2 separate regions of the Homo sapiens genome follow, and region 2 is linked to region 1. Evidence: read pairs that join two places in POLR2A ChIA-PET (ENCODE). Cell type or tissue: OCI-LY7. All regions are shown on one strand. Links, peaks and the distances in the headings refer to the core of each region. The heading gives the core; the rest is flanking DNA.

Region 1 (16,497 bases), core at 4,180-12,179:
CTAATTTTTAAACTTTTATCACCATTCACTTATCACTGCAATCATTATGGCTTGAAAAAAACACTGGATTCTTTTTCTTGCCATTTAAATTGTTTCCCATCTATCCAACCATCCGTTTGTTCATCTATTCAACCATCCGTTTATTCATCTATTCAACCATCCATTTGTTCATCTATTCATCCATTTGTTCATCTATTCATCCGTTTGTTCAGACTTTTTAAATTCTTTGTGTCAGGGTATTTGCTTTATGCTCAGGCTGTGAAGAATTTTAAGATATAGGCCCTGCTTTCCAGAAGCTCACAGTGTAGGGCGGTTCACGTGGAAATTTGCTATGGTGGAAATACCAACAAATGCTATGGGAGCCTGGGGACTTTCAGCTTTCACTGTGTTCTGAGTGAGATGTACTTTAAAAAAAATGGTTTTAAAAAATTTAGACATGGGGATTCACTATGTTGATCAGGCTGGTCTTGAATTCCTGGCCTCAAGCAGTCTTCCCATCTCGGACTCCCAAAGTGCTGGGATTACAGGCGTGAGACACCATGCCCGGCTGAGACGTACTTTTGAGCAAACCCAACAGGCAGTTACCTACTGGGATGAAGTGAGATGGGAACATGCCAGAGTAGGTGTCACTGCTCTAGCTGTTCCCACACTAGCAGTTAACTGCTTGCTGCACATGAAGTTCATTGCTGAACATTTTTCGTAAGTTCTCATTGAACCCTCACAGTTACCCTGTGGGTGGCAACAAATACTGTACTGATTTTATAGGTGAGGAAATGGAGAAGTAGAGAGATTCTAAAGGGACATAGCTGCTGAGTGGTTGAGCTGGCACCACAAGCTAGATTTCTCAGGCTCCATGCACAGGCCATGCTTTGAATGGGCTTTTTCTATACTGGCTGCTCATTCACACCCCCCTCTTCATTTTTATGTCTTGTACTTTTACATACCTTATATGCTATTTATGTCTTTTCATTGTTTTTTCTTTTTCTCAGACCTCTCAGAGATGAATTTATGTACTTTCTAAACGTTCTTTCTTCTGGGAGTGGATACAGAGTTTTGTATCTTGATATAGTTTGGACAGAGTTTTGGTTAAACCTGTGTTGCTGGTTATTAAACACATTTACATTGAAAGAGCCATTGTTAATCTTAGGGTTGAAATTTGAGGAGTTTGTAGGATCATGCAGTAAAGGCAGTATCTTTTTCCTTAATCCCCCGGGTAGCATTTAGTTTAGGGGCTGCTGTTTCCTTCCAGGGACTCTGGTAAACTGGGTTTGATGTTGTGGCAACAAGAATTACTCAGCCTGGCCTTTGATGATTCCCTGGAGCCAGAACATGTTTTGTGGTTGGGCCACTAGAATTTATGAGAAATCCAGGTAACCAGGTAAAGGTTAACGAATCTTACTGAGCTTGTCTCTCAGCCATTTTCAGGGGTCTTTTCATGGCTTCTCTTAGCCTTTTTGCCCTTTATGACTAAATAAAAAGGCTGCTGAAAGAACTCATTTAACAGTGAGACAGGAGAACACTAGCAGAATAATGTTTCTTCCAGGGAGTTACAGAGCAGCTCCCAGAGTCTTCCTGCCCGAAGTCCTGACTTGGAAGCTTTGTCTCCTGCTAGAGGAGGGGCTGGCTTTTTTTTTTTTTTTTTTTTTTCTGTAGAGATGGGATCTCACTATGTTGCCCTGGCTGGTCTCAAACTCCTGGGCTCAGACGATCCTCCCACCCCCAAAGTGCTGGGATTACAGGTTTGAGCCACCGTGCACAGCCTAAGGCTGGTTTTTGACAGGGCCTCATTGGAATGTGAGTACTGTGGTAGGGTCACCAAGGATCTCAAGACAAGACCCTCTAGCTTTGCAGGTTCAAAAATAGACTTTAGGACTTGGATTTGTGCCACTTTATTCATGCTATTGCAGGATTTAAAAAAAATCAAGTTGTGATCATTTGCCTGCTCTCAGCTCAGCTGTGGACTCTGGTTCTTGGGGAGCACATCCAGGGAGCCCTGGAAACACCACTGTCTTGTGCTGTGGCACCTCTTGGTGTTTGTCTTCTGGGGGACCATCTGGGGGACCATCCTGACTAAACCTTCTGTTTAGTCAGGACAGCAAACTGACAATAAAATAGAGTCAGATACAGCTTTTGAGGGCTTGCCATTTGTTTTGCTTGGCATTGAAACCCTCTTGGACTTCTGAATAGCCCACTTCAGGCTTGTCTCCTCTACTCCACACTGGCTTTTACTGATTTATTGAAGACGGAGACTTCTTCAACTTGTTCTCTAACTTTGACAAAGACTTCTGCGATTTCTCTGTGTCCAGACTGCAGTGACAAAGCATGGAGGAAATTAAATTCTAAAAAGATTTTTAGAATTATAATTGAAATATTTATTTTATGGGTTTATGATATCCCAAAAGAAATAGGGATTCCAACCTAGACTTTGGGGTCTACCTTTAGAAGGAGCCCCGTTTTCTGGGTGTGTTCCATGGTCCACTGAGGAAGGCTTCTCTTTGAGTCTACTGATGCCTCAGGGAGGGCCTCCCGGTGATCCTGCTCCTGTTCCTTGGGACCCATCAGGGATACCCATGCCCCTCTGCTCATGCACTCAGCAAACTCCTTGCGGTGCTTGGTACACACCAGGCACGCTCCCCAGCTCGGGCCTTTCTCCAGCTATTCACTGTGCTAGGGATGCTTTTCCTCCAAATAACCTCATGCTCAGTTCCCGCACTCTCTCGACAAGACTTCCCCTGTTTGCTTGAGCAGCCAGTGCCCCCCTCCTCTCTGCTTGCCACCCTTACCCTGCTTGACTCCCAATAATGCTCATCCCCCGGGAACCTACTCATTATGTTTATTACGCATGGTCAGTCTTCTCCAGCTGAAGTGGAAACTCCACAAGGCAGGAATCTTCATCCCTTTTGTTACTCTCCCCTATCCCATGTGCATGCCAGAAACAGGGCCTGGCACATTGTAGGCTCTCAGAGCTTGTTGACTGAATCATTAAATCCATGCTCCCCCACTCCCTCTGCTTTTGATATAGAAACAAAGGTCACTGAAATTGCTCATGGAAACTTGGGAGTTGCAGTTAAAATAGATCCCTCTTACCTCGTGCATACATCTAATTTCATTCTTCCATTATTTTGGGGTTTATATATAAGCCTGGTTCTTGCTGAAACTGCTTATGTTGATAACCAGTTAGTGAGTTCCTCACTGTTGACTTGCTGGGAAGTTTATAGAGACATTTTTTATGCATTCAGAGATTTCAGTACAAATCTTGAAAAAGGGACATTTAGGCCGGGCGCGGTGGCTCACATCTGTAACCCTAGCACTCTGGGAGGCTGAGGTGGGTGGATCATGAAGTCAAGAGATAGAGACCATCCTGGCAAAAATTAGCTGGGCGTGGTGGGGTGCGCCCGTAGTCCCAGCTACTCAGGAGGCTGAGGCAGGAGAATTGCTTGAACCCAGGAGGCGGAGGTTTCATTGAGCCGAGATAGTGCCACTGCACTCCAGCCTGGACAACAGAGCAAGACTGTGTCTTAAAAAAAAAAAAAAAAGACATTTAGATGGAAATATTATTTTATGGTATTAGTTGTGAGCTTATAAAAAGAAGAAAATGATTATTCTATGTTTTGTTTTTTCTTTGAGACAGACTCTCGCTCTGTCACCCAGGCTGGAGTGCAGTGATGGGATCTTGGCTCACTGCAACCTCTGCCTCCCGGGTTCAAGCGATTCTCCTGCCTGAGCCTCCCGAGTAGCTGGGACTGCAGGCGCACACCACTGTGCCTGGCTAATTTTTTTATTTTTGGTAGAGACAGGGTTTGGCCATGTTGGCCAGACTGGTCTCAAACTCCTGACCTCAAGTGATGTGCCTATCTCAGCCTTCCAAAGTGTTGGGATTACAGGCGTGAGCCACTGCGCCTGGCCTATTCTATGTTTGAAAGATGAGTGTAGCAAATAAATTCTTTAAGAGGAGGCTAGCATACTTTCCCCCTTATCCATGGTTTCACCTTCCATGGTTTCAATTATCTGCAGTTAGCTGTGGTTTGAAAATATGTGAGTATAGTACAAGGAAATATTTTGAGAGACTACATTCACGTAACTCTTATTACAGCATATTTTATAGAACAACTTATTGTTCTTTATTATTTATTATAATGTTCTTTATTATTAGTTTATTATTAATCTCTGCCTACTTTATAAATTTTATCATAGGTATGTATGTATAGGAACAAACATGTTGTATATAGGGTTCACTACTATTTGTGGTCTAGGCATCCGTGGGGGGTCTTGGAAAGTATCCCCTGTGGATAAGGAGGGACTACTCTATAACCTACAGTAAGGTGATTTGTGGTGTGAATCCACTTTATTCTAGGAAGTATTAAGGTGTTTGACAAATGTGTATATAAATGTGTGTATCTTGAGAGGGATTAAAAGTCTTTTTTTTTTTTTTGGCACGGCCTCGGCTCACTGCAACCTCTGCCTCCTAGGTTTAAGCGATTCTCCTGCCTCAGCCTCCCAAGTAGCTGGGACTACAGGCATATGCCACCACTCCTGGCTAATTTTGTATTTTTAGTAGAGACAGGGTTTTACCACGTTGGCCAGGCTGGTCTCGAACCCCTGACCTCAGGTGATCCACATACCTCTTCCTCCCAAAGTGCTGGGATTACAGGCGTGAGCCACCGTGCCTGGCCAAAAGTCTTTTTTTGAGATTAAAAACATCCAGAAAGCAGCCGGACGGACATTTCCATTGTATTAGTTTCCTGTTGCTGCCATAACAAATTATCACAAATTTAGTGGCTTAAGACAATATACATTATTATCTTACAGTTTGGAGGCCAGAAGTCTGGAATGGGTCTCACTGGGCCAAAATGTATTTCAGCAGGGTTGTGTTTCTTTCTGGAGGCTCTAGGGAAAGATCTACTTCCTTACCTTTCCAGCTTCTAAAGGCTGCCCACACTCCTTGGCTCTTAGCTCCTTCCTGCATCTTCAAAGCCAGCAGTGGCTGATTGAGTCTCACCTCTCATCACTCTGACACTGATTGTCCTGCCTCCCTCTTCCATTTGGAAGAATCCGTGTGCCCACTTGGATACTCTAGGATAATCTCCCTCTTCTAAAGTTGGCTGATTAGGAGATGTAATTCCATCTGCAATCTTAATCCCCTTTTGCCATGGAATTTAACATGTTCACAGGTTCCAGTGATTAGGACATGTATATCTTTGGGACCATTATCCTGCCGACTACATCTATACATCTACCTTAGTGCCTTTGCCCATGGAATGTTTCTTGTGAGAATGGGCAGTTTAATCCTTCCTGCATATCATTTTCTTCTTATGGAAGTGTGCCTCATGGGTATTAAGTATTGCAGTACTTTGTAGACTTTGTCTGACTTCGTGAAGCATTTCTAGTTTTAGAAGAGTGCTCCTAATTCAAAGGTAGGGGAAGGCATGTGCAAAAAAGCCGCCCTTTCCACTCTATATTCTGCTGATCAGCAACACTATTTGTCATCAAATTACCGGAACAGAGACTATCTTGAGTCAGAAGGTTATGTTGTTGCTCTCTGTTCTTAGGAATGTTTTTGTACTCTGAGAGTAAAGATAATTTTTCCTGTTGTCAGGTAATGGAAATGTCCCTGAACAATGGACCTTGATAGGAAAAAGAAGTTTATTATTCTAGAAGATGTTGGCACAACATTATTTGGTAATTATTTTTCCAGAAATCTGCTGTTTTCCCCCATGTCACATGATGGACACCTCATTGTATGGAGGAAGCAGGCCAGATGCTGTTACTCTTTCAAACGTTTATGTTAAAGGCTCATTTGGTTTAATTTCCACTCAGAATAGATGTTAAGGATACAAAACCAAATGTCTAGCTGACTACTACTGTTCTTTCCCTTTCCTGCTCTTGCTTTGGACTACTGTTTTCTCAAACGTATAAATGTGTGTGTATAGCATTCTAATAAGAGGAATTTAAGCTTTAAAAAGTTTTTAAAAATAACACTCTTTTTTTTTTGTTTTTGAGACGGAGTCTCGCTCTGTCCCCCAGGCTGGAGTGCAGTGGCGTGATCTCGTCTCACTGCAAGCTCCGCCTCCCGGGTTCACGTCATTCTCCTGCCTCAGCCTCCCAAGTAGCTGGGACTACAGGTGCCCGCCACCACGCCCGGCTGATTTTTTGTGTTTTTAGTAGAGACGGGGTTTCACCGTGTTAGCCAGGCTGGTCTGGATCTCCTGATCTCGTGATCCGCCCGCCTCGGCCTCCCAAAGTGTTGGGATTACAGGCGTGAGCCACCGCGCCTGGCCCCTGCCTCTTGATTTTTAAAGAGGTTTTAATAAGCTTTGAGTAGTGTGAGTGCTTTTAGTTCCCTGTATTATCACGTTCCCAAGGTCAATTGATTTTAACACAAAAATAGGTTACACATCACCCCATTCCAGCCTAGAGCAGGACTAGAAAAAGCAGTTCCTGTGAGAATTAGTTCCCCTTGGAGATCTGAAACTTGAAATCTGAAAACAAGAACCTCTTGAGTTGGGACTCAGAAGGTGGGGAACTGCTGTTGTGTACCAGAATGTGTGCACAAGGGTGTTTATTGTAGCATTGCTATGTGACTGAAAACTTGGAAATCGCGAGGCTGGGCGCGGTGGCTCACACCTGTAATCCAGCACTTTGGGAGGCCGAGGTGGGTGGATCACAAGGTCGGGAGTTCGAGACCAGCCTGACCAACATGTTGAAACTCTGTCTCTACAAAAAATACAAAAATTAGCCGGGTGTGGTGGTGCATGCCTGTAGTCCCAGCTACTCAGGAGGCTGAGGCAGGAGAATCACTTGAACCCGGGAGGTGGGTATCCCATTTATCAAGAAAATATATAGAGACTGTCTCTGACTTATGGTTGACTTTACGATGGGTTTATTGGGAAGTAACCCCATTGTAAGTTGAGGAGCATCTGGGATATATTTTGATTTTGAGAAGTGATGTCATCAGACTTACTTGATACCTGTAACTTTTAGAAAGATAAGTATATGATGCTTTTTGTGTAAAATTACTTTTTCACTTCTATTTAAAAGTCTTAAGTTCTGTTGTAATGCGATTTTTGATTTTCTAGTGTTTAGAAAAGAGGGTTTTAAGATAGTAGAATGTTGTTGCTTTCTTTTAAACTATATATATACATATATATACATATATATGTATGTGTATATATATATACATATATATATACATATATATGTATGTATATATATATATACATATATATACATATATATGTATATATATATACATACATATATATACATATATATATGTATGTATATATATATACATATATATATGTATGTGTATATATATATATATACACATATATATATGTATGTGTGTGTATATATATATATATATATATATATATATAAACCTGCTATTTGGATAGAGGCCAGAATTAAAACATCAGTAGTCAAAAGAGGGAATTCAGTGTTTCTTGAGTTTTTAGCTTTATATGTCTAAATTTGTAAAATTCAACCATGTATTTTCCGTTCCACATGGGCACCTTTTGCAATTGTGGTAGCAGATGTCCTAGGCAGATGAACATGCAGAAGTGGTTTGTTTAGCCTTCCCTTTTAAAGTTCGTAATCTAGTAAATTTGGGTTAGAATGGTGGTTCCCATACTTGACTAACCCGCAGAATCCCTGGAGGAATCTTTCAAAAAAGCCATTTATTCTGGTTCCTTACTCTAGCCATACCAAACGTACCAGGGCAGATCCAGGAATGAGTGAATGAATAAATACGTACATACATGCACATGCTTGTACACACATGCACACAAATATACTTCTAATGCCCCTAAATTTGGGGACCCCAGGTGTGGAAACTCACGCTTCAGAACCTCTAACTGTTCTCTCCAAGGTCACATCACACAGGCAGGCTCTGGCTTGAGTTGGCCTGGCCAGAGATGCTTCCCTTCATTTCCCGTGTTGAGTGTATAAAATGATTTCACAAGAATTTGTGCGTCCATGATTGTAGGAAGGGATGGCTGAGTGTTGAATGCATTTCCTCAGCTGTAACTATCTAATTTATGTGGTTTTGCTTTAAGCCATTCAGTATTCCGCTTGGAGGGTTTTGAACTTACAGAGGTTTTTAAGAAGAGGCTCAACAGATGAAAGAAGCAAGAATAACCAACCTTGGATTTTTGTTTTTACTCCTTTATTATAGCTACCAAGTATATAGCTACCTACCCACTTTAGCTTCCCCATGTGTCTTTGTGTGGTTTTCTGTTTTGTTCCTTTTAAGAGATACCGTCTCTTTATGTTGCAGCTGTTGCTAGGCAGCCAGTGGCCAGGTGCCAGTTTTAGAGCCCTGATCTGTACAACAGTGAGGAAGCAACCTAAAAAGACCCCTTTGCCTACCCCGTTGGATGAAAGAGAGGCTTGGCGCTGGGATGTAGACTGCTAGGCGCATGAGACCTACGAAGAACTGAGGCTGCGTCCACTTACCCAGAGTGTCTTTGGAGAGTACCTTTTAGTCCTTCCTCGGGGCAGTTGCCATATAGTCTGAAAATGAAGCCACCTCAGGCAGTGGGCTTCGATTGGCTACAATTGTGCCCTTCTTACTTTAGCACTTTGGCAAACATTGAGAAAATTATTATTATGGAAATTTTCTTTCTGTTTTGAGACAGGATCTCACTCTGTTGACCAGGCTGGAGTGCAGTGGTGTTGTCATAGCCCACTGCAACCTCGATCTCCTATGCTTAAGCAATCCTCCCACCTCAGCTTCCTGAGTAGCTAGGGCCACAAGCACATGCCATAACTCCGTGGATGCCGAAAGTAGATAACGAGACCTACTGGATCAGAATGAGGCAGATTAGTACACATCGCACAGCAAATAGCAGGAATATCAGCATGAAAGTGCTGGTGCCCCTGACCTCAAGTCTCGTGGGGTGACATGATGGGCCCAGATGATGTCTATGCATGAATTGGGTTTGCCTACAGCTGAGGAACCAAGGACCACCAAGGACTTAGCACTTTCCTTTCTTTTTTTCTTTCTTTTTTGTTTTTTTGAGATGGAGTTTCGAGTTTCACTCTTGTTGCCCAGGCTGGAATACAATGGTGCAATCTCGGCCCACTGCAACCTCCTCCGCCTCCTGGGTTCAAGCAATTCTCTTGCCTCAGCCTAGCGAGTAGCTGGGATTACAGGCATGCACCACCATGCCCGGCTAATTTTTTATTTTTAGTAGAGACGGGGTTTCTCCATGTTTGTCAGGCTGGTCTCGAACTCCTGACCTCGGGTGATCTGCCTGCCTCGGCCTCCCAAAGTGCTGGGATTACAGGCGTGAGCCACCACACCGGGCCTGGGCTTAGCACTTTTTATAGCAAGTGATAGACAGGCCAGGCTTCTTCTCCTCAATGGGGGCATGTCATGCTACAGTCTCCTTGACCAACTTCATGTCGCCAGCTACAAGAAGACAGACCTTGCAGTTTGGCACTCTCAGCAAGGACATGCAGGGATGCTTGGGGCCTCGGCCAAAGGCAGCATGATATAGATGGAGCATAGTTTAATTAATCATCCTGTCTTGTTATTTAGAAGTTTCCACTTTGTTCCTGTAAGAAAGAATCCTGTAACATTCTTGTGGATAAAGTTTTGCTCACATTTCCAGTGATTTTCTTAGGCTAGATTCCTGTAAGTGGACTTACTGGGTTAGGGAGTTTAACTTTGTAGTCTCTTGATATGTACTGCCAAATGGGTTTTCAGAAAGTGTGAATCAGTTTACACCTCATACCAGTATATGATGATACTTGTTAATTTATCCTTCCTGACATTGAATTACTATTTTTTTAAACTTTTTTTTGAATTTTTTTTTTTGAGGCAGAGTCTTGCTCTGTCACCCATGCTGGAGTGCAGTGGTGCGATCTTGGCTCACTGCAACCTCCACCTCCCTGGTTCAAGCAATTCCCCTGCCTCAGCCTCCCAAGTAGCCATGCCTGGCTAATTTTTTTTGTATTTTTAGTAGAGAAGGGGTTTCACCATGTTGGCCGGACTGGTCTTAAACTCCTGACCTCAGGCAGTCTGCCCGCCTCAGCCTCCCAAAGTGCTGAGATTCAGGCATGAGCTACTGCACCCGGCTGAATATTTTTTTAATCTTTTGGGTTGCTGATATAATTAAAATTTTTTCCTGCCTCTCTCAGCATTGGCAGAATGAACTTTGTTCTAAGAACCTCGGCTAGTGTTTACATGTATTAGAATGGGAAAATTATAGCAGCTTCTTTCCCAGGTCGTTTTTTATTCATCTATTCAACAGATACTTATTGAACACCTATAATGAGCTGGACACTCTATGGGCCTTGCAATTTAGACATGAATAGAGTTCTCAGGTACCTTACATTCTAATTAGAAGGAGAACTTTGACCTCTAACCAAGACCTGTTTAATTCATAGGAGGGTTTCTTTTCTTTTTTTTAAACTGCACTCACGGTCATCCCCCCAAAGGATGAGGGTTTCTTAAGTTATGTTGAAAATTCAAACCTTGAGTCCGGGCATGGTGGCTCACGCCTGTAATCCCAGCACTTTGGGAGGCCAAGGCAGGTGGATCACGAGGTCAGGAGATCAAAACCATCCTGGCTAACACAGTGAAACCTTGTCTCTACTAAAAGTATGAAAAAATTAGCTGGGTATGGTGGCGGGCGTCTGTAGTCCCATCTACTCAGGAGGCTGAGGCAGGAGAATGGCGTGAACCCAGGAAGCCTGGGCGACAGAGCGAGACTCCATCTCAAAAAAAAAAAAAAAAAAGAAAAAAAAGAAAAAAATTCAAACCTTGAAATTCCGCCTTGTGAATAATCTTAGTCTAATTTTTGCCATGTTTATTGGAATATAGGCCAGTGGTTGAACTTTGTGTTCCTAACCTCTCAGCATCCTTGTGTCTCCTGGTGATTATGAAGGCTTTTTTTTTTTTAAATGAGATCTTGCTCTGTCACCGAGGCTGGAGTGCAGTGGCATGATCATAGCTCACTGCAGCCTTGACTTCCTCGGCTCAAGTGATCCTCTCACCCCAGTGGTATTTTCTAATAGACATCTGTGTCCCCAAAATGTGTTAAAGACTTTTGAAGATGAGTCCACTCAAATAATGATTTAGTTCTGAATAGACAGATTTTTAAATTCTTTTTTGTTTTTTAGATGGGGTCTCACTGTGTCACTCAGTTCTCTGAAGGACTTCAAATAGCCTCATTAGCAAACTAGGGGTACTAACTGACATTTTCAGCACCTTTAATTGGTGATGATGAGCACATTAATTTCCATTTGTCTATTTGCTGCAGACTTTTCAGGTTCCTTCTCCTTGTTTTAAAAAAATTATTGAGGTATAATTTACATGGAATAAATGGTATCCATTTAAAGTGTACAGTTTGGCTGGGCGCGGTGGCTCATGCCTGTAATCCCAGCACTTCGAGAGGCCGAGGCGAGTGGATCACTTGAGATCAGGTGTTCAAGACCAGCCTGGCCAACATGGTGAAACCCTGTCTCTACTAAAAATACAAAAATTAGCTGGGTGTGGTGGTGGGCGCCTGTAATCCCAGCTACTAGAGTGGCCGTGGCACAAGAATCGCTTGAACCCAGGGTGTGACGGTTGCAGTGAGCTGAGATCACGCTGCTGCACTCCAGCCTAGGTGACACAGCAAGACTCTGTCTCAAAAAAAAAAAAAATAAAAATAAATAAATAAATAAATAGTGTACAATTTGATGGGATATATTCAGCAGTTTTGTACACCAGTGAAACCACTATCACAATAAAGCACAATATTTTCTTGACCTGAAAAAGATGCTTCATGGCCCTTTTTGTTTTGTTTTTCTTTTTTTGTTTTGTTTTTTTTTTGAGGCAGTGTCTTGCTCTTTCTCCCAGGCTGGAGTGTGGTGGCATGAACACAGCTCACTGCAACCTCAACCTCTTGGGCTCAAGCAGTCCTTCCACCTCAGCCTCCCAAGTAGCTGGGACTACAGGCTTGCACCACCATGCCCAGCTAATTGTTTATTTATGTTGCCCAGACTGGTCTTGAGCTTCTGGGCTTAAGCAGTCCCCCTGCCTCAGCCTCCCAAAGTGCTGCCACCGAGCCTGGCCGCCGCTTCATGTCCTTTTGCTGTCCATTCCTCCCTCTACCCCGGCCCCAGGCAACCACTGATCTGGTTTTTGTGACTACAGATGAGTTTGTATTTCCTAGAATTTTATGTAAGTGAAATCATACAATGTTACAATGTATATTCTGTGTCTGGCTTTCTTTCCTTTTTTTTTTTTTTAAATAAACCCACTGCCAACATCATACATGTCTGGCTTTTACTCAGAATGATGTGTTTGAGGCTGGGCGTGGTGGCTCACGCCTGTAATCCCAGCACTTGGGAGGCCGAGGCGAGCGGATCACTTGAGATCAGGAGTTCGAGACCAGCCTGGCCAACATGGCTGTCTCTGCTAAAAATACAGAAAGCTACTCTGGAGGTGGAGGCAGGAGAATTGCTTGAACCCGGGAGGCGGAGGCTGCAGTGAGCTGAGATTGCGCTATTGCACTCCAGCCTGGGTGACAGAGCTAGACTCTGTCTCAAAACAAATAAATAAATAAATAATATTATGTTTGAGATTCATTGTTGGGGGTATCAGTTGTTCCTTTTCATTGCTGAGTAATGTTCCACTGTATGGCTGCACCACGTTTTTGGTCTCTTCACCTGTTGATGAACATATGAGTTGTTTCCAGATTTGGGCTATTGTGTATAAAACTGCTGGGAACATTCATGTATGAGTCATTATGTGGATATGTTTTCACTTCTCTTGTGTTATACCTACACATGGAATGGCTGGATTGTGTGACAGACCATTTTCCCCTTAAAAATGTTTTATTATATATAAAATATAATAGAGGTTAGTTAGGAATGGAATGTACAAATGATATGTAACTAGTTTCAAAATAAGGCTTAGAAGAGCTTTTATTTAACATAAGTATAATATGCAAAGCAGTTAAAGATTTTTATAAGTATGTTATTTTGCATAAATTTAAAAATGGATTTACCTTAAAAAAGTGACATAAAACTTCAGTCACAAACTAAATGCAAAAATTTATTTTATATTCTTGTACTAAAAATCACAATTTTGGGCTGGGCATGATGGCTCACACCTGTAATTGTAGCATTTTTTGAGGTTGAGGTAGGAGGATTGCTTGAGCCCAGGAATTTGAGACCAGCCTGGGCAACATAGTGACACTCTGTCTCTACAAATAAAAAAGAAAAAAATTAGTTTGGCACGTTGGTGCACACCTGTGGTCCCAGCTACTTGGGAGGCTAAGGTGGGAGGATTGCTTAAACCAGGGAGGTTGAGGCTGCAGTGAGCCAAGATTGCACCACTGCACTCCAGCCTGGGCAACACAGTGAGACCCTGTCTCAGAAAAAAAAAAGAAAACAAAAAACCCCACAATTTTCTATTTCCTTAAAATTGAGGGAAAGTCACGTAAAAACTAGAAGTATAAATTCTTATGGGTGGGCAAATCTGCGTAAGAGGGTTTGTTTTTGAAGCATGGCAGATCAGAGAAGACAGTTGCTCTTGGAAAGTTCTGTCAGCATCACACGCATGCCTTTCCTTTCCGAGTTTATCTAGATGCGCTGCTTCTCAGTAGCCGGTCGCTTTGTCCACGACGGTCCTGACACACAATGTGACATAGCTTCACACAACGGCCACTTTGACCCTCCCTCCCTACTCCACGTGTATCTAGAGGAGAGGATCCTAGCATGCCATCAGCCAGGTGTTTGCAGTACGCTGGATTGATGATGTCATTACCACTCAGTGGTGAATCATTTTAAAAAAGGGGTGAGGTGGGGGACTTCTTATATTTTTTAAGGGATTATTTTAAAAATCATTTTAGAACAATTCTGCAAGGGTTTTTTGGTGTTTGAAGTACTAGACTAGACAACATACTTTGGAACTAAGATTTTAATTAAAGGTTACTCTAAAGAATCAGTGATTGATGTCCCCAGATGAGATAGATGGCAGGAGTTAAAAGTAATTAAAGTTTGCAGAAGTTGGTGTTTTCATAATTGGAGTATGGCAAATCACCTATTTAGTCCATTTAGTACCTTATTATACACTGTCTTCTGTCCTAACTGTTATTACTGCTCAGTTAATGTTTATAATCTACTGTTAGATTCCCTAAGGGCAGTGCACAAACCCCATGTAATTAGGGATGTCAGCAGCCCTCCGATTCTTTGTTGTTATCTTTATTTATTTATTTATTTATTTATTTATTTATTAAGTAGAGATAAGGTCTGACCATGTTGCTCAGGCTGGTCTCAAACTTCTGGGCTCAAGTGATCCTCCCGAAAGTGTTGAGCTAACAGGCATGAGCCACTGCCTGGCCAAGAGCATGAGTCTTCTGGGGAGGTTTGGCACTTGCCTGTGGCACCGGCCTTGTGACTTGTTTTTATTTTTTCTTTCTTTTTTCCTTATAATTAAATTAGAGATAGGGTCTCACTATATTGCCCAGGCTGGTCTAGAACTCCTGGCCTCAAGCAATTCTCCCACCTCAGCCTCCCAACGTGCTAGGATTGAAGGCATGAGCAACCACGCCCAGCCTGACCATTTATTGACAGTCTGTTAGCTGTGCTGGGGTGGCATGAGAGGCTTGCCTCTGATTGTCCTCATGTTCCTGGTGACTCTGGTGCCCCTCTCCCACCCTGCCCTACACTCACTCATACATGTGCCTTAAGACTTTGGGAAAAGGAAGAGTAAACCTTTGGGGGAGATTTGGTAATCCTGAGTGTACTTTTTCTTGCTTTATGTGTTCTTGTGTGTCCTGTTTCCCAAGATTATGAATGTCTTGGCAGGACTAGTCTTGAACTAAACAACAACAAAATTCATGCGTTATAGTACTACCTATGGCTTTGTATTTAATTAGGCATTTTAACATTTTCAGTATCGTATTTAATCTGTATAATCACATTGTGATATGAGGTGTGTGACCTTACTTATATTTACATGGTTAAGATTATAAACTGAAATACGTTGTTGAAGTTCTCTCTCTTGGCCAGGTGCAGTGGCTCACGCCTGTAATCTCAGCACATTGGGAGGCTGAGGCGGGTGGATCATGAGCTCAGGAGTTTGCGGCCAGCCTGGCCAATAATGAAACCCTGTCTCTACTAAAAATACAAAAATTAGCTGTGCGTGGTGGCGCGCACCTGTAGTCTCAGTTACTCGGGAAGCTGAGGCAGAAGAATCACTTGAACCCAGGAGACGGAGGTTGTGGTGAGCTGAGATCACACCACTACACTCCAGCCTGGGTGACGGAGCAAGACTCTGTCTCAAAAAAAAGAAGTTCTCTGTCCTGTCTGAGATGATCGGCAGCATTGTTTATCCCTGTAGCCCTGGTACTCTTTATTGATAGTAGAGATTTTACTCCAATTAGGTACTTTTTAAAGGTAATTTCTATGAAAATCTCTATAAAAATGCTTATTAAAAAACTCCTTTACAGTGGAAAAGAGTAATAACTAACATTTCCCTTTTTCCTCACAAGCTCTAAACCTACTAGAAATAGAAAAAGAAATCTGAACATGGAGATCATATGATCAGCCTTGTAACTGGCGAAGAGAGGGAGATGGAGGAGTCCTTATTTCAAACATCTAGGAAATATGTTGCAAATTAGTAAAATAGGTTAAATTTCTCCGTTTCTTTCCCAGTAATAGGATCTTTGAACTAGACTATTTGAAATTATCATTTGAGGCCGGGCGCGGTGGCTCACGCCTGTTATCCCAGCACTTTGGGAGGCCGTGGCAGGCAGATCATTCGAGGTCAGGGTTTCGAAACCAGCCTGGCCAACATGGTGAAACCCTGTCTCTACTAAAAATACAAAACAATTAGCCGGGTTTGCAGTGAGCCGAGATCATGCCACTGCACTCCAGCCTGGGTGACACAGTGAGACTCCGTCTCAAAACAAAACAAAAAACAAAAAAGATGAAATTATCATTTGATATAACCAATAGCAGAGAGATACCTGTACTCTGATTCCTTCTTCGTTTATGCAGTCAATCCTTGTTATTTGTGGATTTTGTATTCATGAATTTTCCTACTCACTAAAGCTTATTTGTAACCCGCAAATCAGTCCAAAGGTAGTCCTTTCGTGGTCATTTCTGGACATTCACAGAGCAGTGAAAAATGCAGTTTGCTCAGTGTACACATTTCCAGCCACTGTGAAACAAGGTGACTGATTTCTTGTTTCAGCCCTCATACTGTAAACAAATGACCTTTATGTGGTCTATTTAGCATTACATTTTTTTTTTTTTGTATTTTTGTGCCTTTGCTGGTGACTTGCTCTTTAAAATAGCCCCTAATCATAATGCTGAATTTCTGTCTATTGTTCCTAAGTACAAGAGGCCATGATGTGCCTTATGGAGAAAATATAGTATGTTAGCGAAGCTTTGCTCAGGAATGAGTTACAGTGCTGTTGGCCATGAGTTCAATGTTAATGAATCAACAGTTGGCTGGGCATGGTGGCTCACATCTGTAATCCCAGCACTGTG
Region 2 (15,211 bases), core at 4,726-12,725, 390 kb after region 1:
CCGCTTCCGCTTCCGCTCCCGGCGGGCGCGAACTTTATTGACAAAGGCGAGCGCGGACACGGCTCAGGCGCGCAGGCGCGGAACCCCTGGCTCGGGGAGGGCGGCGCTGCACCGCCCCCAAGCCTCAGTTTCCCCTCTGGGGGACACAGGCGAGGAACAGTGGTCGCGCCGCAGGAGGGGGTCGGAAGCCGGCCCGTTAAATCCGTAAGGGCGCCAGGTGGCCTGCATTCCTGCAGTCACTCGTCACAGGTCGCGGAGGAAAGGATGCGGCGCAGGGGCTCTAGCACCGTCACGCTTGGCTCCAACTCACCAGCTGTCAAAAAAGCTTTTGTTTGTTTGTTTTGAGACAGAGTCTCGGTCTGTGTCCCAGGCTGGAGTGCAGTGGCGCGATCTTGGCGCATTGCAGCCTCGACCTCCCGGCCTCAGGGGATCCTCTCAAAGTGCTGGGACCACTCCCAAAGTGCTGGGACCACCAAAGTGCGTGTGCCACCATGCCCGGCTAATTCTTTACTTTTTTGTCGAGATGGGGGTCTCACTACGTTGCCCAGGCCGGTCTCGAGCTCCTGGGCTCAAGAGATCATCCAGCCTCAGCCTCCCAAAGTGTTGCCATTACAGACATGAGCCACCGAGCCTGACCACTGGCTGTCAAGATTGACTCCTCGGCCGGCGCAGTGGCTCACGCCTGTAATCCCTGCACTCTGGGAGGCAGAGGCGGGTGGATCACCTGAAGTCAGGAGTTCGAGACCAGCCTGGCCAACCTGATGAAACCCCGTCTCTACTAAAAATGCAAAAAATTAGCTGGGCGCAGTGGCCCATGCCTGTAATCCCAAACTACTCAGGAGGCTGAGGCAGGATAATCGCTTGAACCCAGGAGGTGGAGGTTGCAGTGAGCCAAGATCGAACCACTGTACTCCAGCCTGGGCAACAAGAGCAAAACTCCGTCAAAAAAAAAAAAAAAAAAAAAAAAAAAGGACTTCTCACTGATAAGTGAGGGAATTACTGTTTGAGGCTCTAATTGATAGGGTGTTCTTTAGACTTGTACAACACCCCTAAGGTGTTAAACTTGAACAAAGTCTGTTCTTGTACAAAGTCTTGTAACCTGGTTAACGCTGACTCACTAAGGTGCACAGAACCACGGAAAATCCCCACCAGACTGAGAGAGGAATCATTTTTCACCCTGTTAGCCCCAGAGGCTGCAGCTCCATGGCACAGAACAGCCTAAGCAAATCTGTGTGAGATGAACAGTCTTCCACCCTCCTGATATGCCCAAGTACACAGATATCACTGGCCCCTGGCAACACACAGTTCTATGCCCAAAAAGCTGACGGAGCACATCCTCATACACCAAGAACACTTTTTTTTTTTTTTTTTTTTTGAGGCAGGGTTTCACTCTTGTCACCCAGGCTGGAGTGCAATGGCGCAATCTTGGCTCACTGCAACCTCTGCCTCCTGGGATCAAGAGATTTTCCTGTCTCAGCCTCCGGAATAGCTGGGATTACAGGCGTGCGCCACCACGCCTGGCTAATTTTTGTATTTTTAGTAGAGACAGGGTTTCACCGTGTTGGCCAGGCTGGTCTCAAACTCCTGACCTCAAGTGATCCACCCAACTCGGCCTTCCAAAGTGCTGGGATTACAGGCGTGAGCCACCGCGCCCGGCCCAAGAACACTTTTTGCAGCTAATTTTAAAATGGAAAACTTTGTGGCATTCTGAAAGGCAGGAGAGGTGATCTCTGATCTGTAATATGCAGCTCCCTGGCTGACCCACATAGGCTGGGACCTGGAAACTGGAAAAGCTGTAGGACATAATCATAGTCTGCCGTGTTGTGAGGTTAAAATGATATGGACACGTGGGCCGGGCGCAGTGGCTCACACCTGTAATCCCAGCACTTTGGGAGGCCGAGGCGGGCGGATCATCTGAGGTCGGGAGTTCGAGACCAGCCTCACCAACATGGAGAAACCCTGTCTCTACTAAAAATACAAAATTAGACGGGCATGGTGGCACATGCCTGTAATCCTAGCTACTCAGGAAGGCTGAGGCAGGAGAATCGCTTGAACCCGGGAGGCGGAGGTTGCAGTGAGTCGAGATCGCGCCATTGCACTCCAGCCTGGGCAACAAGAGCGAAACTCAGTCTCAAAAAAAAAAGATATGGACACACTGAAAAAAACACTCCAAAGTCCACTTCCACAGATTATGCAGGGAAATCAACTACACATTCCCACAAGAATGTTCATCTCAGCCTTGTTCATGATATCGGAAGTGTGGAAGCAAATCTTCAGGGTAGGGGGGTTGGTTAAATAATGATACATCGGTATGTTGGAAGACCACACAATCATAAAAATAACATGTTCTGGAAGAATATTTAATGACATTAAGTGTAAAAGCCAAATTACCAAGGAGTAGCGTAGAGACCATCTCATTTCATTAAAGGAGAGGAAGAAAGAGGAAATGCGTGTATGTACACAGAAAGACTGAAAGTAAATACCCCCAAATGTTAATGTTGGTTATTTGGTGCCATTAAGGAGTTTCCAAATTGTTGACAATCAACAAGTATTTCAGATTGGCTTAAAGTTTTCTTTTGCGTTTAGATAGCTTTACTAATACTACATGGAATTTGATTCAACCCTTCCAAGTTAGAAATGGTGAATCATCAAATTTCCTAACTTCCAGTAACTAGAATGAGGCCATCCATTGCATGGTTCCACTTTTGCACTGTTCCTGGCCCACGGTTGTTGCAGAGTAAACACTTGCTGTATGGCTACACCGTCATGCTCAGCGGTGAGCGCCACATGGGCTATGGGAGCCTGGTTATCATCCTAGAAGGAGCTGGCAGCTTTTCTGCATGGGTGCTTTGCTGTGCGAGGTACTGAGACAAACAGCCATGGTACAGGCTCACTGGGAATTCCCAACCTTAAAGAAATGCTAGCAACAGACAGCAATATTGATAGCATGGTAAGTCACACTAATAAGTATTTACCCTAAGGATAACATCAAGGAATGACCCAGTCCCTTCTGAAACCACACATCGAGAGCCTCTGGCCTTCATGGCTAGTTTAAAACAGACAGAGCTATCACCAGAGTGAGGCAACCACGACTTTGCTGGGGACACATACATTTTGAGGTTGCAAAAATGTTAAATAATGGTTTTCAGAGATTGTGCAATTTTTAAATGATTCCATTTACAGGATGACAGCACATGCATTGTTCGTGTCAGGAGGTCTCATCTGGGCTAGTTACTGAAAACAAGTAGAGGAGATAAGACCCTCCCAGACAACAAAGGTGACCCAGAGAGCCTGCCTGGGAGCACTCAGGGTGTCCCAAAGCTGCGTGGCCGGCTCTCAATCTGGGTCAGACACTACTGCTGTGGATGGGGTTTCTGGATGCCCATCTCAATGACTGCGGGCGAGAAGACATCTGTCCTCTGAGTCCCCCTCGCCCTCCTGCCCTCACCCACTGCCTTCTCGTTAGTCGCACTCGCTCCTTCCCAGACAGGAGGTGCCAGGGTTAGAAAGACAGGGTCGACGGGATTGACGGCAGATCCCATGTCTTCCCAAACGGAAAAGGAAACCCATTCATTGGAGGGAGAGTTGACGTCAAGGAGTGGTGGGCTGCTGCCCCTGAGAGTGGGGCAGCTCTCCCAGGCAGGAAACACCAGGAAATCCTGAGCCAACAGCCCATGCCTCACTGCCTGTGATTCACTCCCTCAACCGAAAATCACAGTAACACAAGAGGAAGGCCCCTCCTCCTCTAGCTTGCTTGCCTAGAGAGGGTCTCTCCCAAACACAGGGCTGTTAGCAAATTCCAAAGGGAGGAAGTGGCTGTCCGGCCCACCTTCTGCCTCCAGAGATGAGAAACTGTCCCGAGGGGCTGTTCAGCTGTTTGTGAGGAGCCTGTTCTTTGTTAAAAGGAATGCAGCCTGCTTGCTGGAGATGGGATGAAACTGTAACTGCCCAATGGGTTCACCTTGCCTGCTGCCCAGACAGAACTGATTTATCAAGACAGAGGCATTGCAATGGAGAAAGAGTGATTCACGCAGAGCCCACTGTGCGGGAGACCAGAGTTTTATTATTACTCAAATCAGTCTCCCCAAGCATTCGGGGATCAGAGTTTTTAAAGAGAATTTGGCTAGTAAAGGAGCTTGGGAAGTGGGGAGTGCTGATTGGTCAGGTTGGAGATGGAATCGTAGAAGGTTGAAGTGAATTTTTCTTGCTATCTTCTATTCCTGGGTGGGATGGCAGAACTGGTTGAGCCAGATAACCGGTCTGGGTGGTGTCAGCTGATCCATGAATGCAGAGTCTGCAAAATATCTCACGCACTGATCTGCGGTTTTCCAATAGTGATGTTATCCCCAGGAGCAATTTGGGGAGGTTCAGATTCTTGGAGCCAGAGGCTGCATGACCCTAAACTTTTATTTCTAATCTTATAGCTAATTTGTTAGTCCTGCAAAGGCCGACTGGACCCCAGGCAAGAAGGGGGTCTTTTCGGGAAAGGGCTGTTGTCAATTTTGTTTCAGAGTCAAACCATGAACTGAATTCCTTCCCAAAGTTAGTTCGGCCTACACCCAGGAATCCACAAGGACTGCTTAAAGGCTAGAAGCAAGATGGGGGCTGGGTGTAGTGGCTTACACCTGTAATCCCAGTACTTTGGGAGGCCGAGGTGGTTGGATCATGAGGTCAGTAGATCGAGACCATCCTGGCTAACACGGTGAAACCCCATCTCTACTAAAAATACAAAAAAATTAGCCAGGCGGGGTGGCACATGCCTGTAGTCCCAGCTACCCAGGAGGCTGAGGCAGGAGAATCGCTTGAACCCGGGAGGCGGAGGTTGGAGTGAGCCGAGATCACGCCACTGTACTCCAGCCTGGGCGACAGAGCTAGACTCCATCTCAAAAAAAAAAAAAGAAGATGGAGTTGATTAGGTCTGATTTCTTTTACTGTCATAATTTCCTCAGTTACAATTTTGCAAAGACGGTTTCAGAGCCCACCTGGGAGTGGCTGCCTCCCTCTCCCTCTATTCTTCCCCTTGGTCATATGTCCAGCCTCACTGGCCTGGCCTTCTCTCAAGCCCGCATCCTCCTCAGCATCTTTTTTGTTGTTGTTGTTGAGATAAAGTTTTGCCCTTGTCACCCAGGCTGGAGTGCAATGGCACAATCTCGGCTCACTGCAACCTCTGCCTCGGGGGTTCAAGCAATTCTCCTGCCTCAGCCTCCCTGAGTAGCTGGGATTACAGGTGCCTGCCACCACCCCCAGCTATTTTTTTCGTATTCTTAGTAGAGACAAGGTTTCACCATGTTGGCCAGGCTGGTCTCGAACTCCTGACCTTGCCAAACTACTGGGATTACAGGTGTGAGCCACCGCGCCCGGCCTTCCTCAGCATCTTTACATTTGCTCTTCCCTCTGCTCAGAAGCACCTTCCCTCAGCTCATCTCATCCTGAGCTCTGTCCAAATGTCACCCTCCCCTAGAAACAGCTTTCCAACCCGGATAACAGGATTTTAGTTTCTTCCTCTTCCTTACAGTGACCTAATCGTTTGCTGTTGTGTGTTTTGTCTCTGCCCCATCAGAAGGCGAGCTCATGAATCTTTGTGTGCTCTGAGCACTGTGAATAGGATCTGGCCCCAGAACCGGGCTCCAGTGCTGGAGTGAGGAATGCACACAGGGCCAAAGGCAGTGAGCTCTGGGGCCTCCCGGCTGGAACAGGGAACCACTGTGGTCTTGCTTTTCCACCAATGGTGGGGACAAGGGTGGCCTGGCCTCCTGGGAAGACCTCTAACCTACTGTTTGCTATCAGTTTGCAAGGCTGAAAGCTCAGTCCACCTTTTGGGCCTGGCTTCCCTGAGCCCCCAGTCTCCCCACAGGCCCCAGCCCTTTTCCTGTCTTCATCCCCCTCCAACACCTCCCCAAGTTCTACTCTCCCTGCTAAGCTGTTACTCTGATCTTTCCCAACAGTCCCTGATACTGTTCCCACCAACACTAAGCCTTAACTCCAGCTCTCCCTGGCACAAGACAGACTTCTTTTCCCTCCAAGCAGGGCTCAGCATACGTTTTGGTTTTGTTTTGTTTTTTTGGAGACAGAGTCTCGCCCTGTCACTCAAACTGGAATGCAATGGTGCAATCACAATCTCAGCTCACTGCAACCTCCGCCTCCTGGGTTCAAGCGATTCTCCTGCCTCAGCCTCCCGAGTAGCTGGGACTACAGGTGCCCGCTACCACGTTCGGCTAATTTTTTGTATTTTTAGTAGAGACAGTATTTCGCCACATGGACCAGGCTGGTCTTGATCTACTGACCTCAGGTGATCCACCCACCCCAGCCTCCCAAAGTGCTGGGATCACAGGCATGAGCCACCAAGCCCAGCCAAGTTTTGTTTTGTTTTTTGAGACAGTCTCACTCTATCACCCGGGCTGGAATGCAGTGGCGTGATCTCCGCTTACTGCAAACTCCACCCTGAGTTTAAGAGATTCTCGGCCAGGCATGGTGGTGGCGGTGGCTCACGCCTGTAATCCCAGGACTTTGGGAGGCTGAGGCGGGTGGATCACAAGGTCAGGAGATTGAGACCATCCTGGCTAACACGGTGAAACCCCATCTCTACTAAAAATAAAAATAATAAAAAAAATTAGCAGGGCGTGGTGGTGGGCGCCTGCAGTCCCAGCTGGAGTCTGAGGCAGGAGAATGGCGTGAACCCAGGCGGCGGAGCTTGCAGTGAGCCGAGATTGTGCCACTGCACTCCAGCCTGGGTGACAGAGCGAGAGTCCATCTCAAAAAAAAAAAAAAAAGAGAGATTCTCGTGCCTCAGCCTCCAGCGTAGCTGGGATTACAGGCATGGACCACCATGCCCAGCTAATTTTTTTGTATTTCTGTAGAGACAGGGTTTCTCCATATTGGCCAGGCTGGTCTCGAACCCCTGACTTCAAACAATCTGCCCACCTCAGCCTCCCAAAGCGCTGGGATTACAAGCATGAGCCACCGCGCCCGGCCAGCATATGTTTTCTTAAAGGGCAAATAGTAAATATTTTAGGCCAGGAGCAGTGGCTCCCGCCTGTAATCCCAACACTTTGGGAGGCCAAGTGGGAAGATGGCTTCAGACCAGGAGTTTGAGACCAGCCTGGACAACATAGTGAAACCCCATTTCTACAAAAAAAAATTTTTTTTAATGAACTCAGCCTGGTGGCTCATGCCTGTGGTCCCAGTTACTTGGGAGGCTGAGGTGGGAGGATCACTTGGGCCTGGGAGGTGGAGGCTGCAGTGAGCCGTGATCACACCACTACACTCCAGCCTAGGTGACAGAGTGACACCCTGTCTCAAAAAAGCCAAACAAACAAACAAAAAGCCCACACAAATAAATAAATAAATATGTTCTACTTTGTAGGCCAGATGGTCTCGGTGGCAACTACTCAACTCTGGTGTGAAAGCAGCCGCAGACAATTTGAATGAGCCTGGCTGTGATTCAATAAAACCTTATTTCCAAAAATCGTCCTCCAGCACGTGCCCCATAGTTTGCCAACTCCTGGGTTAGAAAAGTTTTCTGCTGTGCACAGTGGCACGTGCCTATAGTCTCAGCTACTCGGGAGGCTGAGGCAGGAGGATCACCTGAGCCCAGGAATTCCGGCTGCAGTGCACTATGCCAATCAGGTGTTCGCACTAAATTCAGCATCAATATGGTGGCCTCCACCAGGTTGCCCAAGGAGGGGTGAACCGGCCCAGGTGGGAAAAGGGACAGGTGAAAATTCTCATGCAGGTCAGTAACGAGATCGCGCCTGTGAATAGCCACTTGCACTCCAGCCTGAGTGACAGAGTGAGACGCTGTGTTTTTTCTTTCTTCTTTTTTTTCTTTTTGAGAGAGGGTCTCACTCAGTTGCCCAGACTGGAGTGCAGTGGAATGATCTTGGCTCACTGCAGCCCCCATCTCCTGGGCTCAAGCCATCCTCCCACCTTAGCCTTCCAAGTAGCTGGGACTACAAGTGCACACCACCACGCCAGGCTAATTTTTGTATTTTTTCTAGAGACAGACTTTTGCCATGTTGCCCAGGCTGGTCTTGAACTCCTGAGCTCAAGCGATCCACCCATCTTGGCCTCCCAAAGTGCTGGGATTACAGGCATGAGCCACTGCACCCAGCCTGAGACCCTGTACTTAAAAAAAGAAACAACGACAAAAAACAGCTTTCCCCACAGCCGTAGCCATGTACCTGGCATGGGCTCTGCTAGACCTGTGTGGCCCTAAAACTGGAAGAGATGAGGATTTCTGGGACTAGGGTCCTGAGCCTGTTGGAGCCGAGGGGAGGTGCAAAAGAGCCGAAAGTTGTGAGGAACAAATTTGACAAACACAGAAGCTCGAATCAGCAACCTCCCTGTGCAGGGGTGGGAGCCATTCAAAGCTCTTCCATTCATCATTTAAACTTTTCAGTGTCGAAAATCTTGTCATCTGCAAAACAAAACACCCATGCTCAATGGCTCCCTCGCCACAAAGAAGCCCAGGACGTTCTGGCATTTGATCAACAAGAAGCCAGAGCCCAGATTTCTGGAAATGCCTTTTGGGCAGAGCATCCTGGTTTGTTTCTCTGTCACCAGTGAGAGATAAAAGCAGCTCTAGGTTTCAGGGGAATCTCAGCCTTTTGTGGCATGGCGGGTCGCCAGCGCCACCCGAGCAAGGAGCTGCAGGCCTCGAGATCCAGCAGCCCACAGCGTGGGGAACCCAGTGATGTCCCAGGGAATCCCAGGGTCCCCCGCCCCGCAGCTTCTCCCTGCCCAGCCCCCACAGTGAAGTAGAGGAAGAGGCCAAGCATACCTGCTTAAGATGAGGTCCAAGAGGGAAGGGCCAGTGGGACAGGAAGAGCTGGACTCCTCCTCCTGGCCAGGCTTGATTTATTTCCAGTCTCCTCGAATTTAGGAAAGAGACTCAAAATAAATGCCCCAAAGTCCATAGCCTTCCTTGCCCTTTAGCTTGGGAGAGGCAGAGGTCAGGCTGAGTTGCTGCCTCAATGCCTGCAGACCCTGGCAGGGAAGGGAAGGAAGGGGAGGGTGGTCACCCTGGAGGGTGGGCCTGTGCTGACCTGGGGAGCCCATGCCCCACCTGAAGGGCCAACGGGAATGTGCCAGAACGTGGTCCACTGCTACCAGTGTCCTGTTTTTCCAAGGAAAGCTCCAGATTCAAATGTAGATGTGAAATTTCCAGATTTTTTTAATGTTATCTCAAAAATTGTTTTAATTCTGTATAGGCCACACAGCTACTGCGTCTACAGACTGCATTCAGCCGTGCACATGCCACCACTCTGCATCTTTTTTTTTTTTTTTTGGCTGCTTCTTGCAGAGCAGGGCTAATTCATAGGCATTGTGCCCACAGTAGCCTGCATCTTCTGGTCTATAAAAAAGAAAAGAAAAAAAAATGCCCCAGGTGGCACAGGAAGCCAGGGAATAGGAGGGGAAGACTCTGGCTCACCTGATTGCACCTTTTGAATGCTGACCTATGGGGCTGTCTTAGGTATTCACAAACTATGTTTTCAATTTGCAAAGTTCCACAAATGCCTGAACCACCTCCCACAGGTAGAATTAAATGGGTTCTTTTCTCTCTTTTTTTTTTTTTTTTTTTTTTGAGACAGTCTCACTCTGTCCCCCAGGCTGGAATGCAGTGGCACTATCTCAGCTCCGCTGCAGCCTCTGTCTCCCCGATTCAAGAGATTCTTCCACCTCAGCCTCCTGAGTAGCTGGGACTACAGGTGCGCGCCACCACTCCCGGCTAATTTTTGTATTTTTAGTAGAGAAGGGGTCTCACCATGTTGGCCAGGCTGGTCTTAAACTCCTGACCTCACGTGATCCACCTGCCTCGGCCTTTCAAAGTGCTGGGATTACAGGCGTGAGGCACTCCTCCTGGCGAAGTGGGGTCTTCTTAGCTCAGCTCACAGCCACTTCAGCTTGAGCTGGAAGCAGGGGGCTAAGGCCTTTGGGGAGTGAGAGGGAGAGTGAAGTAGAAGTGAATGGGAAAAGACAGTGGGCAGCAGAGGCCCGGGCATGTGGCACCAGGAGAATGCCTGTCCCACCAGCAGGCCCTCCCTGCCTCTGCCAGCTCTCCATCCTCCCCTCCCCTGTGTATGCCACCGAGTGGCCTGGAGGGAGGCCAGACGAGCCTGTGTGTGGGGAAAGCCTGGGAGTCTAGTCAACCAACCTGGGCACCAGCTGGAGCTCTGCCACGATCTGACTGGGAGACCTCGCACCAGGCAGGGACCTCTCTAGACCTCAGCTTCCCATCAGCCTACGTGTGTTACTTCTTCAGGGAATCCCCCTTGGTTGTCCCCCCAATAGATTAGGTCTCCCCATAATAGGCTCACATAGCTCCTGGGACTTCTTCATAGTATGCAGCACAGTCAAAATTAATCAATCCCGATATAATTCTGGAAGAATCTTGTCCTTCTGGAAAAACATCTAAGCTCCATGAGATCCGAGACTGATAAATTTCTGGCACCTAACTCAATCCCTGACACATAGCAGGTGCTCAATAAATATCTACTCAAGGCCAGGTGTAGTGGCTCATGCCTGTAATCCCAGCACTTTGGGAGGCTGAGGTGGATGGATCAGAAGGTCAGGAGGCTAGCCAATATGGTGAAACCCCGTCTCTACTAAAAAATACAAAAATTAGCCGGGCGTGGTGGCAGACGCCTGTAGTCCCAGCTACTCAGGAGGCTGAGGCAGGAGAATCACTTGAACCGGGAGGCAGAGGTTGCAGTGAGCCAAGATTGTGCCACTGCACTCCAGCCTGGGCGACAGAGCAAGACTCTGTCTCAAATAAATAAATAAATAAATAACTACTCAAGGAATAAATGGTAGTATAAAATAAGTGTTATGGCTGGGCACAGTGGCTCACGCCTGTGATCCCAGCATTTTGGGAGAGCGAGGCCAGTGGATTGCCTGAGCTCAGGAGTTCGAGACAAGTCTGGGCAACATGGCAAACACCGTCTCTACCTAAAAATACAAAAAATTAACCAGGCGTGGTGGTGTGCACCTGTAATCCCAGCTACTCAGCAGGCTGAGGCAGAAGAATCGCTTGAACCCCAGAGGCAAAGGTTGCAGTGAGCTGAGATTGCGCCCCTGCACTCCAGCCTGGGCAACAGATTGATACTGTGTCAAACAAAAAACAAGTGTTGCAGGGGCAAGAAGTGACTCCAGGCAGGTCCTGCAGCCCCCAGGGGCCTGACCCTCCACCAGCATTTTGTTTGCAATTATCGGGGGAGTGGCTGTTGGGGGAGTATGAAACCTGGGAAGGGGCAGTTCACATGCTCCAGGTTAAGAAACTCTGAACAACACCAGCCTAAGGCCCAGTGAGTACAGTGCCGGCAAGGGGGAGGGAGGAAGGAACACGTGGGGATAGCTGCCCCAGTTTCACCTTAGACGCCTTAGAGTCTCACCTTCTTGTCCTTGGTGGAGGCTCCAACCCCACTTCTTCTAGCCCACTTCTCTGCCTTCAAAGTTGGTTCAGGATCTTGGGAGCCAGAGAGAGGGTATTATTTTCTTTTTTTCTTTTGCTTTTACATTTTTCTTTTTTTTGAGACGGAGTTTTGCTCTTGTCGCCCAGGCTGGAGCGCAATGGCACAATCTCAGCTCACTGTAAATCTCCACCTCCCAGTTTGAAGCGATTCTCCTGCCTCAGTCTCCTGAGGGGCTAGGATTACAGGCATGCGCCACTGCGCCCAGCTAATTTTGTATTTTTAGTAGAGACAGGGTTTCACCATGTTGGCCAGGCTGGTCTGGAACTCCTGACCTCAGGTGATCCACCAGCCTTGGCCTCCCAAAGTGCTGGGATTACGGGCGTGAGCCACCACACCCAGCCTATCATTTTCTATTTGAACTTGCCCAAGAATCAGTGCACGGCACAGTGCATACCAGGGGTGCTTCACACTGCGGAGGAGGCAGGGACTTCCCAGAGGGTGAGAGGCTCAGAAGGAAGCCTGCGCCCGGGCTGCAGGAGCTTGACCAGAGGCTGCAGGCACACCATGGTCATGAGGAGCACCTGCCCCAGAGCCCCAGGAGAGTCAGGGCACCTGACCGTGACCACTTGGCTCCAGCAGCCAGCCCAACTGCAGTATTGCAGGGCGAGCCGAACAGCTGCACTCAGCTGGTCCCCCACCAGCTCCTGCCTCTCCAAGGGCGCCTGGGCCCAGGACATCCCAAGAGGCACGTCTCCCAGAGACAGCATGGCCTCCTCGCCCCCTCCCGGGCTCTCCCCGTCCTGGGCACTGCCTCGTCTGCATTGCCGCCCAGATGGTTCACCACAGCCTCACTTCCCAGAACTGCCCTGCTGCCCTGATGTCTGTTCCCGCAGCTGCTTCAGGGCAAATAAAAACTCTTCCCACCCCAGCCTCGGACAGAGCAGCATTTGTCGGTTTGGGGTCAGAGGAGATATTGGCTAGGAGCTAACTCCTCACTCCCCACCCTCCAACTCCAAACTTGTAGCAGATGTGGATTCCTTTTTGACAAAGTGGGAAGAAACTTTCCTCCTCTTCTCACTGCGCCCCCAACATTTCATCCTCTCTGCACCCTCCTAGAGTCACCCCCCACTTACCCACTCTCACCCTCTCAACACTTCCCAGGGCCCCTCTGTGGGTGGAGGAATGGGCCCCCCAGGGCAGGGGTCCTGGCACTCCGGCCCAGCCCAATCCCCAGAGGGAACGAGGAATCCGAGAAGGCGGGCAGTGGGTAGGTGGGTGGGTCCCTCAAGTGTTTTCTTTCCCCTCCCCTCCTCGAAGTTTTTCTGGGAAATGCCAGAGGCCGGCTGGGCCTGGAATGTCAGGCTTGAAAGAACTCCTCCACTGCCTCTTAGACATCGGAGCCACAAACCTTTTTATTAGCTCCGGGGGCCCTCCTGGCGGGAACAAAGGCCTGCAAACAGGAATGCCATTGTCCCTGCCTCCCTTGGCCCGCCCCTATGCGAAGCAGGAAAGAGAGGGCTCGGGGTCAACCTGGTCTGAGACCTGTGAACTCTTCCCCTGCTCCGGAAAGGTCATCTGGGCCATAGTCCTGCAGGCTGCAAGGTTAGTCCCACGGGCCATCCCAGTGGGTAAGAAAAGAAGCCAGGGCTGCAGCCGAGGAGGGCTGGGGTGCGGCAGAGCTGAGCACCCCAGGTAGCCCAGCCCTAGGTTCCAGGCCTCAGCCCTGGGAGAGCCACACTGGAGCAGCAGGCAGGGCTTCCAGGAGGTCAGATGAGAGACAGGTCCCCCACCATCTCCTCCAAATTGGCCAAGAGAAAGGGGGACAGAAAAGAAGAGGCCTCCCTGCCTCCTCCCCTTGCCTCTAGACACCAACGCCGGACCTGAAGCTCTAGAAGGGAGGGAAGCTGATTGATTTCCCCACCGTGTATCCCCAGGTGTGGCAGGCTAGCTCACAGGCAGAAGACGCACAGTCAACGGCAGGCACTGGGCAGTCCAGCCCCAGCTGCCTCCTTGCGCTGTAGAATGCCCAGCAGTGTTAAAGACGGGGAGGCCTTGGGTTTGGCATTTAGCAACGCTGTGGTCTGAGGCCGGCATCCCGACCCGTCTACTGCAGATGCAGCCACCAACAATGGCAACCTCAGCATCCGCCCCCGGGTCGGCGAGCCTGTGTTCACCAAGCCATGCCACGGCTTCCCGCGACCACCCCGCGGCGCCAGGTTTCCTTCCCATCCATGAGATTTGGGGAAGGGCTCAGCATCTGTCACACACCATGAGTAAGTGGAGCCCTACAGGCAGCTGAAACCACTGTGTACTTCCCCTCCATCATGAATGAATATCTTTATTATCTTTATGACCAAGCACCTTTGCCTGGAAATGGGATTGTGACTTCGCAGAAATTCTGCAAAGGGAGAGATTAGGAAAAGGCAAAAGTCTCCTAAATCCCTTAGACGGGAAATCAGGAGGGCAGAGCAGAGGGGCCAGATCTCCCCTCGACCCCCCCAGCAGAGGGAAGATAAGAGCAAGCAAGCCTGCGACTCTCTGGCTCTGGCTTCTCTCAGCCGGGGTCCCTGCCTGGAAGCAGCTCTGGAGCGTACCCTGTAAAGGCCCAGGTGTCTCCACCCACATTTTCAGAAACGTTTTCGTCTTCATTCCTTTGTCTTCAGATTAACAGGCCTCTAATCTCCAGCGAGCCATGGATGGGGCTTCCCAGCACTCACACCCTCTATCCCATCTGTATAGCTCCTGAGCCCTGCATGGAAAACCAAAAAGTACTCTAGAAGAAAGCAGGTTGTGGTCTCTAAAAACAATGGAAAGAAGTCAACATCATCCTTGACTTAGAGATTCATTCTACGTACCAGGTTCCAGTCTTAAAAAGAAAAAAAAATCAAATATAGTCTGTTTCCCCAAGATCCTCACTGGAGATATAGTCAGAACATTTTGGTTAATGCAAAAAGAGCTACCTGGAAGTTTAGAGTGTCTGCCTTTTTCCGTCTTTTTTTTGGAGACAGAGTCTCACTCTGTCTTCCAGGCTGGAATGCTGCGGCACAATCATAGCTCACCGCAGGCTCTACCTGCTGGGCTCAAGCGATCCTCCCACCTCAGCCTCCTGAGTAGCTGGGACCACAGGCGCGCACCACCATGCCCGGCTAATTTTTAAAATTTTTTGTAGAGATGGAGTCTCCACTATGTTGCCCAAGCTGGTCTCAAACTCCTGAGCTCAAGCAATCCTCCCACCTCGGCCTCCCAAAGTGCTGGGATTACTGGCACGTGCCACCACGCCCAGCCCGTCTGCCAAATTTTAAAGGAAAAGTAGAAATCAGCCAAGGTGTGGAAGGTAGTTCCCTCCTTGTCCCCAGACAGGGAAGCAAATGTGCAGAAACCCAGGACTGAGGAACGTTACCTTCTGGACAGCTTGGAGCTCCATGTAGCTAGAGCACGAGGCACCAGTCGCTGAGGCAGTGGCAGCCGATGAAACTGACATGGAGCAGCGTGGGACACACACTGCACCGAGGAGTCTGGATTCATCCAGAAAGTGATGGGAAACCATGGGAGAGATTAGAATGCCAAAGGGAAGGCCAGGCACGATGGCTCATGCCCGTAATCCCAGCACTTTGGGAGGCCAAGGCAGGCGGATCACCTGAGGTCAGGAGTTCGAGACCAGCCTGGCCAACATAGCGAAACCCTGTCTCTACTAAAAATACAAAAAAATTAGCCAGGCATGGTGGCACATGCCTGTAATCCCAAGTACTCGGGAGACTGAGGCAAGAGAATCACTTAAACCTGGGAGGCGGAGGTTGCAG

What was found. ChIA-PET counts read pairs that join two places held together with the same protein. Peaks named below come from ENCODE experiments on the same cell type or tissue, not always from the same donor. Only the 100,000 strongest peaks of a DNase experiment are listed, where the experiment ranks them.
Region 2: POLR2A ChIA-PET joins it to region 1 with 13 read pairs; 3 of 35 experiments call an interaction of 5 or more read pairs at or near these places.

Annotation. Positions count from the first base shown.
Region 1 is chr17:78,751,238-78,767,734 of GRCh38, reverse strand. All of the region lies in intron 1 of CYTH1 (cytohesin 1), which reads left to right. Among named protein-coding and RNA genes, the nearest start is that of CYTH1, 23 kb to the left of the region's middle. In OCI-LY7, for the core only: no CTCF peak of the experiment used is centred there; DNase peaks (open chromatin) are centred at 7,544, 7,864, 8,284 and 8,744; H3K4me3 peaks cover 3,071 bases; H3K27ac peaks cover 5,685 bases.
Region 2 is chr17:78,363,446-78,378,656 of GRCh38, reverse strand. It overlaps SOCS3-DT (SOCS3 divergent transcript), which reads right to left. Exons shown (of 5, transcript NR_110847.1): 3 at 11,391-11,464; 4 at 9,764-9,929; 5 at 4,748-4,882. It overlaps PGS1 (phosphatidylglycerophosphate synthase 1), which reads right to left and starts at 8. Exons shown (of 10, transcript NM_024419.5): 1 at 1-8. It also overlaps the pseudogene RN7SL236P. RefSeq lists enhancers at 1-119, 5,744-6,311, 6,312-6,879, 12,242-12,331, 12,332-12,909 and 2 more. In OCI-LY7, for the core only: no CTCF peak of the experiment used is centred there; no DNase peak of the experiment used is centred there.